Linked DNA regions of Mus musculus: region 1 is linked to region 2. Evidence: chromatin contacts called from ENCODE POLR2A ChIA-PET data. All regions are on one chromosome and are shown on one strand. The core of a region is the stretch at or near the end of the contact, and the rest is flanking DNA. Distances in the headings are between cores, read along the strand shown. Region 1 holds the start of 4930579F01Rik (RIKEN cDNA 4930579F01 gene). Region 2 holds the start of Trmt10a (tRNA methyltransferase 10A).

Evidence for each region. ChIA-PET counts read pairs that join two places held with the same protein, here RNA polymerase II (POLR2A).
Region 1: POLR2A ChIA-PET joins it to region 2 with 20 read pairs in Patski. The contact joins the promoter of 4930579F01Rik here to the promoter of Trmt10a in region 2. POLR2A ChIA-PET finds 5 or more read pairs at or near these places in 2 of 5 experiments (Patski and embryonic stem cell).

Annotation. Positions count from the first base shown.
Region 1 is chr3:138,190,085-138,195,163 of GRCm38, reverse strand. 4930579F01Rik (RIKEN cDNA 4930579F01 gene) reads left to right here and starts at 1,333. Exons shown (of 9, transcript NM_001374685.1): 1 at 1,333-1,569.
Region 2 is chr3:138,141,487-138,146,654 of GRCm38, reverse strand. It overlaps Trmt10a (tRNA methyltransferase 10A), which reads right to left and starts at 3,207. Exons shown (of 8, transcript NM_175389.5): 1 at 3,059-3,207. It also overlaps a transcript of Mttp not described here.

The DNA.
Region 1 (5,079 bases), core at 84-2,583, 50 kb before region 2:
TTACACTGGGATCCCAGACACTTGGTGTGGGTTGTAGGCTGACTAATAAGACTTTCTATTGGCTTAAACCCACATCTGAGCAGTCTTCTCTTGTGGATGCCCCACAACACGATTGTTTATGCTACACATATAAACATTCTTTGCTTTTTGTTTTGTTTTGTTTTTGTTTTGCTTGTTTTTCTAGAAAAGCTTTCTCTCTATAGCCCTGGCTGTCCTGGAACTCACTCTGTAGATCAGGCTGGCCTCAGACTCAGAAATTCCCCTGCCTCTGTCTCCCAAGTGCTGGGATTAAAGGCATGTGCCACCACTGCCCGGCACATGTAAACATTCTTAATGTATGTTATGCCCCAGTCAGCTTCATGTTGCTATAATAAAATGTAAGAGACCAGCTGACATACAAAGAAAACAAGGTATGTTCAGCTCATGGGTTGGGAGGTTGACGGATGGAACAGAATGCTGCCAATTCTATGAAGACCTTGTGGTAAGGATGGTGGAGCTGTTGGGGGTGTATGTGAAAGGGGTGGAGAGGGAGTGAGCACATTACAAGACAGTAAACGGTAAAGAGTTAAAATGCTGTTTCTAGGAGCTCAGGAACACAAGCGCTGCATTTCTTGCTGTTACTCGCTAATCACTCCTGAGAAGTTTGTTAGACATCCGAGGAACTTTGCCCATTATTTGTTGTCACTTTGATTTTTCAGATAGGGTCCTACTCTGTAGCCCGGGCAATCTTTCTGTTTAATTCTCCCAAAGGCTGGAACTATAGGACTGGGTCACCACACCCAGCTTCTCCTCATTTTTTTTCCTCCCTCTCACTCTCCTTAATTTATTTTTAATCATGCATACAAAGTAATGGATTTCATTGTGACGTTCTTTAATACATACCTTGTTTTGTTCCTTTATTTTCCACCATCCCTTCCCTCACCATGCCCCTCCCCTCTCCTTCTGCCCCGCCCGCTTGCTCTCCGAGCCCTCCCCTTTCCTGTTATGGGTACTCTGTTATTCTCTTTTCCTCAACCTCCCTCCCCCGCCTTGAGACCGCCTCTTCCCACCCCTGAGACTCAAATGGTGTCCTTTCACAATGACTGGGAGGCCTTCCCAGCAACCCCACTGCCACCGCTGTTTCTGTCACATAGCACGCACTGGGCTGACTTTCTCCCTTTCCTCTTTTCCTGAGATCCGCAGCACATCCACCATACCCCGTCTGAAACCAGCAAGAGATGCACTGTGCCATGCTAGTGAAGCTGTGTAACAAGCGGCCTGGAGCAATGGCTGTTACAGAGTTCTGGAACTTAGATTTCCCACAATGCTGATCCGTTGCTAACCTATCTCCTCACAACCAGGGAGGCAGGCACCTGGACCCATTGGAGTGTGAGTGGGAGAAACTGAAGAGACACCGCTTTGCTCTTTTGGAGGCATCAGACAGTCAGCTGTTTCCATCGATAAAATCTCCTTAAGTCCGAGATTTAAGGAAATAACAAAATTCAGCCGAGACCCAATATGAGGCTGGAAGGCCATCGGCAGACCTGAGCTTCTATCAGTTAAATTATCTGCTTTTAAAGCCGTTCTCAGGTATAATTTTCTATTCATCGTTAGAAACAATTGCTAACATCTCGGGTATGCTTACTTATGAGTCTCAAATATGCTTTTTAAGGCATACAAGAACCAAGTAGGCCATTTTGAGAAAAAAGGATGCTGTCTTTTAAAGTTAGTCACTTATATTGAGGAGACCGTCCGTACTAACAGCACTGCACTATTCATAGAGACATTTATCTTGTGGGGAAAAATTGCTAGCCCATTTAACAGCAATTGTTGAGTTTATACCAGGTGTGTGCACAGCAGGAAAGAAGATGAAACACCGGGGTAAATCAAGGCACGCCTGATGATGACACCCTATTGAAAGGAGCCATGAAGAAGTGACATGTTTAAAAACAAAACGCAGGGAGGAGCAGGTGCTATGAAGAGTGCTTTGAAGAAGAAAAGGGGTTAGAAGGTGGTGAGGCTGGGGTGACAATGGGGATTGCTACAAGGGGGTGTTAGGACTCCTTTTGGAGAAAGTGCATACCCAGAACAATACATCCTGTATGAGAAGAAGTCCCAGGAACAACTGTGGTGTGTTCTGGGCTGGAAGAGTGGGAGAGCAGTGTTCATGATTCCAGCAACAGCTGTACAAGATGGCCACCGCACGTGACTTACAGTGCCTCCTTATCCTGTCTGTTCCCTTTGTAAACCCGTGTGCTATGTGTGTACTATTTTGAACTTAAGGGTATTAATATTTTATGCAAATGGGCAGGGCATTTTTTCTGAATAACATTAACTGGGTTTTTTCACCAATCCTTCTCTTTGGAGGATTGTATTTCCCTTATTTTAAATAAAATTCGATAATTTACTGATACATGGGTAGAATCAAGAGACCACAAGAAAGGAAATTTTGCTTTCGGAAGTATCTTTGAAACTTCTGTCAATTAATTTATATTAAATATATATACATACATACACACACACACACACACACACACACACACACACAAAGTTTTACTTGAATGTATGGGTATGCATCACGTGCACAAAGAGCTGTGGAAGCCAGAAGGCTTTAGATACGCTGAAGTTGGCCTTGTAGGCAGTTTTGAGCTGCCCAGTGTAGGTCCTGGGAAACGAGTCTGGGTCCTTGGCAAGAGCAGCGAGTTCTCTTAAGTGCTGAGTCATCTCCTCAGCTGTAGATTTTGGAATGACGAATGTGATGTGCAACTAAATTCCGCACACAGTCTTCACATTTCCCTCTCAACATGATAGCCGTGGGAGCATCTCTGGGTACAAACAGAACTCATGGATCTTCTCTCTCAGGAAATCTCCTGGGTCTGCTGGCCTAGTGAAGAAGTCTTAGGCAGGTTTTATAAATAGTATAAATATATAAATAAATATATAAATAGTATAAATATATAAATAAATAGTATAAATAGTAAGAGCCGAGATGTTTACTAAGAATAACTAAAGTCCTTGTGTGTTTACAAATGATCTTATTTTTAATAAAAGTTAATACAGAACAAGGTTAAGTTCTAGACCACTCTCTATTGCTTATGCTAACTTGATTGGACTGGCTGGAATTATAGCCCATGCAAGGCACAATCCCTGACACCACAGTTGAGCTGGTAGCTTTTAGTATTTTGCTTCCCCATGATTTGAGATGTGTACTTATGTAATACAGACATGTCTTCTGTGTGACCATCTGACATAGGGAAAATAATCTGGGGATTGTTTTCTGTAGCATGCAGTAAGTACCTTTGAAATACTACAAATGAATATGTGGCTTCTCCCCCATCCCCCACCTCCCATCCCATCTCTCTGTCTCCTGGTCTTTTTGTCTCTCTCCTCCCTCCCTCCCACACACACCCTCTACCCCCACCCCAGGCATTATGCATCATAAGATTTTATATGTTACTTGCTAACTAATTCATGGCTTATGCATAGAAGTGATCATAACTTTGTTTATGGAATTCATCTATGGTACATGTCAGTCAGTTTAGCACTAACAAATATCTCTAATATTGAGTTCAGCAAAAAGACTCACTGTCCTTACTGGAAATGAATGCCATTACTCATTTTCCAGTAAAGATATTTATCCAATAATTAAGTAACTTATTTCTTGGCCTCTACTACCATTAATCTCTTATTAATCCACTCAGGACTGGAGCAATGGCTCAGCAGCTGAGCACACTGGCTGTTCTTCTAGAGGACCCAGGTTCTGTTCCCAGCCATCACATGGTGCCTTACAACTGTCTGTAGCTCCAGTCCCAGGAATCTGGTGCCCTCTTCTGGCCTCCAAGGCACTGCATGTACATGGGGCACACACACATGCAAGGAAAGCATAAAATAATCAATAAAAAACTAAGAGTGTTCTTTTTATGTTAAACTTGTTTTGTAAATGTATGTAGACATGAGGATTATCATACTTTCATTTCTTATGAGTTTATCGTTCTTAGGAAATTATCATTCAGACTTATCTGCTATACAGTAAAACTTTGAAAGGAAAATATGATTCTAAACCAATTCACAGATTCTAGAAAGACGTTTAATAAACACGGGAGGCAACGAGGATTCACAGCATGAGCGTGAGGTGGGGGAGAAAAGTGGGGGCCACTAGGACAAAGGTTTGCTTTGTTTCTTTTCTGGTTTAAGTTACATTTATTTTTATTTTCACTAAAGTACAACTTTAGTTTATTATTAATCAACTGCATTTCCAAAAGTATAAATTTCTCTTGGACTTTCAGAGAACACTCTCCTTATCCATTTAAGTAGATATAACAAAATACCAGAGGCAGAGGTTGTTATCAACAACAGAAAGTTACTTTCTCATGCTTCTGGAGGCTGTGGTGTCTAACATGAAAGCACCAGCAGATTCTCAGGCTGCTGAGAGCCAACTTCCTGACTACTGGGCAGTGTCTTCTCCTTGGCATGTGTGTGGTCTGATCTCTGGGCAGCGTCTTCTCAGCACATGTGTGGTGAGGTGGCTCTCTGGGACCTCTTCTAATCTCAGTCTTTGAGGACTCTACCTTCACGAACTAAATACCTTCCAGAAGCTCCATCTCCTAATGTTTGATACCAACCAAACTCCTAATATTAGACATCAAACAAACAATTCTGTGGTGCACAAGAATTCTGTGTATAGCTCAGATTCTGCAAAAATTTGATTGCTATATCTGAACAAAATATTTACACGCTGTCTCCACTCACTAAACACTCACCACACAGAACATGGCATCTGGTCGACCTTCTCACACCAGGCATACAGCCTTCCTTTAGAAAGAATGAGATGAGTCCCGGACCTTCCCGTGGTTTTTCTGATATTGTTTTCTGGTTTATTCTGTCATGATTCCCGGACAGTGTCCCTTCAAACTGACCTACGAAGACTCGTGTGGGGCAGACACAACAAGGAGAAAAGCTAGACATCCCAGTTGACATTTAAGTCAGTTCCAACGGACTGTAAATGAACAAACGAGAGCCCAGAAAGTCAATTAAACGGTCTGTGTTGATCCCAACACATTTCATTCTTGATTGTTGCCCCTCCCCCATATGTTTGAATTC
Region 2 (5,168 bases), core at 1,958-4,457:
ACAGTAAAGGCTGCATCATAATTTATTCATCCTAACATTTTTAACTGTAAAAAGTGAGAACTTATTTGAGTGTCAGCATAGAGAGTAAACCAATGGTTCTTCTATAATATAGGTTAGTTACTCATGCTAAGCAGCCAGGAAAAATGGTATTTCCAAAATTACTTACTGATGAGAGGTAACAGTTACATTTTAAATCTGAGAGACAATGCAAATACTAATATTCCTTTTATATTATTTATTAAAGCACATATTCACACATACCTTCCACTTCTGTTCATGGGTATCTGGATTTTCTAACTTGAATGATACAAGTTTTCTTTCTCTCTCTAATAAATGTCACTATATATCTGTAAATGCTTTAGCTATGGCTATAAACAAAATATAAAAATTGATTCTGTAATCAGTCCGCAAAATTCTTAGCATTGACCGAAATCAATCTTCATTTAAATCCAACCACACACATTTTTATCCATAACAGCTAGAACTCAACTTGCTGACTGGGGGAAGGCGAACTACACTGAAATATCTTTTCTCTTTAATATGTTCTTAATAACAAGGCTTACAAGTGTTTGCCTACTTGTCCCTGCCTCAGACAAAGCATAATCTGCTAAATAGCATGTGGCCTTAAGAAACATTCTGAGATTCTTCATTCTTACAGAGCTAGCTAGTTAATCTAAGCAAACAAACGATAATCTAAGCCAAAACAAAAACAAACAACAACACAATTACTCTTCGAGATGTAATAATGAGGACAACACTTTTGCAGAACTTAAACAATAGCTTTACTCTATGCTTCTCGATTTCTTTGAAAGTGCAGTGTCACGTTACTTGAAACTCAGTTGACTTATTCCAAACTGAGAGGATAACTGAGTAGATAAGGGATTTCATAGGAGTCTAAAAGAAAATGAAGAGAGTAATTTCAAAGTTACTAACTCCTCTGGTCTCTAGTACTAAATTCCTATGAAAAAAAGCATCTCAAACAAATCTAGCAGAGAGAATATACTGATTAAAGGGATGAAATTGTGTATTATTACTCAAACCCAGATCCAACACCAAAACTTCCCAGTAACCTAAAACCCTGAGGATGGGGGAATTCTGAAGGGAGAGTGCTACTGCACACTGTTGACAGATGGCTCTAAAGGCATTAAATAAAACTCAAAAATGTATATGCCCAAAGGCATGAATAGTGGAAAAAACAAGACTCAGTAATGCAAACTTAAAAGCAAAATTGAAATTAACAGGAAAACATTTTATGAAACATATTTTCAAGAGAGCACAGCTCTGAAACTTGAAACTCAGTTGACTTATTCCAAACCGAGAGGATAACTTGAGTAGATATGGGATTTCATAGAATTCTAAAAGAAAACGAAGAGAGTAATTTCAAAGTTACTAACTCCTCTGGTCTCTAGTACTAAATTCCTATGAAACAAAGCAATATTTATCCGTGGCAATACTTTTCAGTAGTTTCTCTATGTTCAAAATTTTGAAGTGTTGAGCTGCCTTAACTGTGAGAATTACAAAAGCCGTGTTTTACAGCTCTCTGACACCAGGGGGAGCCTTTGTCTTTCACATCTAAAATGTCTCCAGTTAAATTTAACTTGACCTATCACAGAATAGTAACATCTTTGAGCAGCCTATCGTGAGCTTGTCCTAACATTAATGTGTTTTATCAATTCTTGAAACACTGTACTGGGTGTTTCCTAAGCTTTGATTAAATAAGCCAGACTACTGAACAACACATGAAATATGTTTCATTTTATAAAATACATGAATGCAGATAAAATACTAGCTGGCTGTCTTGTTTTGTCTAGACTTCACCAAGATAGCTTCCGCTCCGACTGTCTACTAAGTAATAGAGTAAGAATTTGATGCATTATGTAAAACACGGCACTTTTGAACACACGGCTTTAGTTTGGGTCACGAGGTGAATCTCTATGGCAGCGAGTCTGAGGCTTCTCCCAGACCAGCAGTGATGCTTAAAGCACATTTTAATCCACTAATCCAAGTCTAACAAGTATTTAAGAACATTTTACAGAAAGATAAAACAACTCTGAGACTTTACTTTAGCATATCTTAAAAAGAAAAAACCTGGATGGTTAATTCTTGGATATAAGTTATCAGACAGGATTACAAAACTCAAAACTGAGTAATACTGACAAAGACTATCTGGTGTGGGGAAGAGCATACGTCACTTAATGCCAAAGACAAAAACCCGGCTGTTATCAAATCGACTAAAACGGCCCTCGTAGTCTTTAAGCTTTCTTTTCGGTAACTCTAAAATCAATACATGCCTACTTCAGGGTATTTTTATGTTATTTTATTTTTTTTTATTTTTAAACGCGTTGGTCTGTACCGCAGTAGCAATAGCCCTTTGTTCAGTTGTCAAAGTCCCTTTGGCTTGAGTTCTGGCTTGGGAGGGAATCTCAGGAGAGCTTTTTTTTTTTTTTTTTTTTAAATGAGTAATTTTACATCTCCGGACACGCAACCACATTTTAAACACAAAATATTTCAGTGGCAACCGGTAACGCGTCCATCTTAACCTCATCCTCAGCTGACCACGAGGCCGAGCCGCCTGGGCAGCAACTGCCCCTCGGCGCCCTTACATGCGACGGCCTGACCCAGGGAAGGAAAAAGAGGAAAAGAAGGGAAAACGGCTCGCCTGCCCTCTAGGCGCAACGCAGCGTTGCGACAAGCTACCCTGAGACTCCACATGGCTCCTTTCTGCCACACTTCCGGTAGGGACTCTCCTAAACAACAGAAACCCGGAGCGCACACCGCGGCGACAACCGGGCGCGCGCACGCCCCGAGCGGGGCCCTGCGCCCGCGAACGAACCGCAGCTGACCAATCACGACTCTGGAAGACGGCACGTGAGTGGCGAGGGGCGTGGAAAACGCACACCTGACGCCACTTCCTCCGCAAACCGGCAACTACTTCCCAGGCCCTCACCCTCTACTCCGGAAGCCTTGGTTGCAGCGGAGGCTAGGGTAGCTCACGCTCCTTTGGCATCCGAAAGGATACCAACGGGCAGGGGCACGACAGCCGCAGTGCCATATTTACCGTGCCGCGGGGCCGGTGGGGAACGCCGGGGTGCGGTTAGAAAGCCTTTCTGAAGTGTTCTCGGCTCCACGCGGTCGTCCTCCTTCAGAAACTTCAACTCCCAGAGGCAGAGGCGGTGGTTGCGCGCCCGGTTACGGCACTTACGGCTTACGTCATCGGACTGCGCTAACTCCAAACCGGAGAAAGAGGAGGAGCCTGTAGGGGGCGGGGTCTGGGCCTGGGTTTTGCGGGAATGGTTAGTGGCTACCGCGAGGCGTTTTTCCCGGTCAAGCGTTGCATTTCTACCCACAGGCCTGTGTAAGCTCGGGTCTCGAGGCGAAGATCGCCCCACTGAAAGAAATTGAAATGCGAAACAGACGAAATGCTCTTATTTTTTTCTGCGTTGAGAGGATGATCTAGTATTGCCCAACGTACTTCTAATTTATGTAAGAAAGTTACCAATGGTCTTTCATAAGTGAAAAAATTGTAAACTGAAATTTTTAATAGAAATTCATCGAACTTAGGAATTTTAAAGTTTTCTTTTTATGTCCTTAGTAAAACATAATACTTTACAGTCCATCCTTTGAGGTTTTGTTTATGCTGTTTTGCAAAACACTAGTGATATTTCATCGTTTGTAAATACTTGACCTTATATAATCTTTTTGCTAAATATAGACCAAGTCAACCGAGGGAAAAAGAAAAACCAAACAGTTGGGTAGGTTGGTCTTTTTGTAGTTGTTTTGTTTTAATTTGGCTTTTCTGATGGATGAATCTGTAGAATTTGCAGATAAAAAACTATTTTTCAAATAAAGACCCATCATTAGATTTTTCTTGTTGCTTGACCTTTTGAACTTGTTACAGGCTCTTAAATGAACTGAATCGTCTCTGAATTTAGTGTGTGGGGGAGATCTTTTTTAAACTCTGTTTTTATTTGGAAAAAGATGTGGATCACATGCTCTGTGTTGTGGATCTCTCAAATCTTAGAGATTTCTGTTAACTGAACATTGGCAGTAAAATGTGAATCCACTTATGAGCTGTTAGTAGGGCATCTTTTTTCGGCTGCCTCCGTATCAGGGCAGAGAGTAGCTGAGGGAGGGTTAGTAACTGGATATGGAGCCCTTCACATGTAGGTCATTAAATTCAGGCTGGCAGAGTGGTGTGCCAGATCTTTCAGCAGCTGTTCTGTTGCCCTTATGGGATCTGTCTTTAAAATAACGGTACAGTTTTAGAGGTAATGCCTAGCATCCTTGATATCTAAAAGAGTTTTTAAGTTAGGAGAAAAATCCTCATTTTTATGATGTGACCAAATTTGACTTGGTTATTTGATCTCATGGTTGCAGAATCAATCCAAAGTATGAAAAAAAAAAAAAAAAAAAGGTACGAGTAAAAACTGCAGTTTAGCCAAAGAAGCATATAAAAGTTTAAGATAAAGTCCTGTGATGTAAGGAAGTCATTGATTTATAAAACTCAGGCTTGTTTAACACAGTTGACAGTTCATTGTCTTTGGCTTAGGATTTTGTACAGCAATGACTAAATGATTGTCTCCATCAAAGAAGTAGAGGATCCAGAAGTGAATACATACTTAAGATGCCTGTAGATAGAAAGGAAGACATGAATGTTTCTTGAGCACATAGTGTCGGAGATTTTGTAATTTTGCTCCATCTTGGAAAGTAAACATTTTTTTAAATGAAGAATTTCAAAGCTGGGGGCAGTGAAAGCAAAGAGCCAAACGTGAAGGTTTTACACATTGATGAGCAGTGGTGGAGTAAGGAAGAAGGGCTCTACCCAGCTTTCTAATGTGAACAGTGGTAGAAATATAATTCTATTAATTGGGTAATTTAGAGAATACTAGAAGAAAACTGGATTTTAAGCAAACATAGCAAGCTTGGATTTGAATATCTGCGGAGTCTGGGGAGTCTGCCTAAGTATGGATGGGCTTAGGAGTCGCTGTGCTGCGAAATGAGTTAGACACAGGTTTGGGTTTAGGGGATAAAGCAGCAGTTATCAGGAAGAAGAGTGAAGTAACGTGTAAGATAAACACACGAGAGAGTAAATGTGTAACCTACGAACCGTATATTATTTTCATACTAATGAAGTAGGTTTTAGATGATTTCATCACAAAGGAAACAGT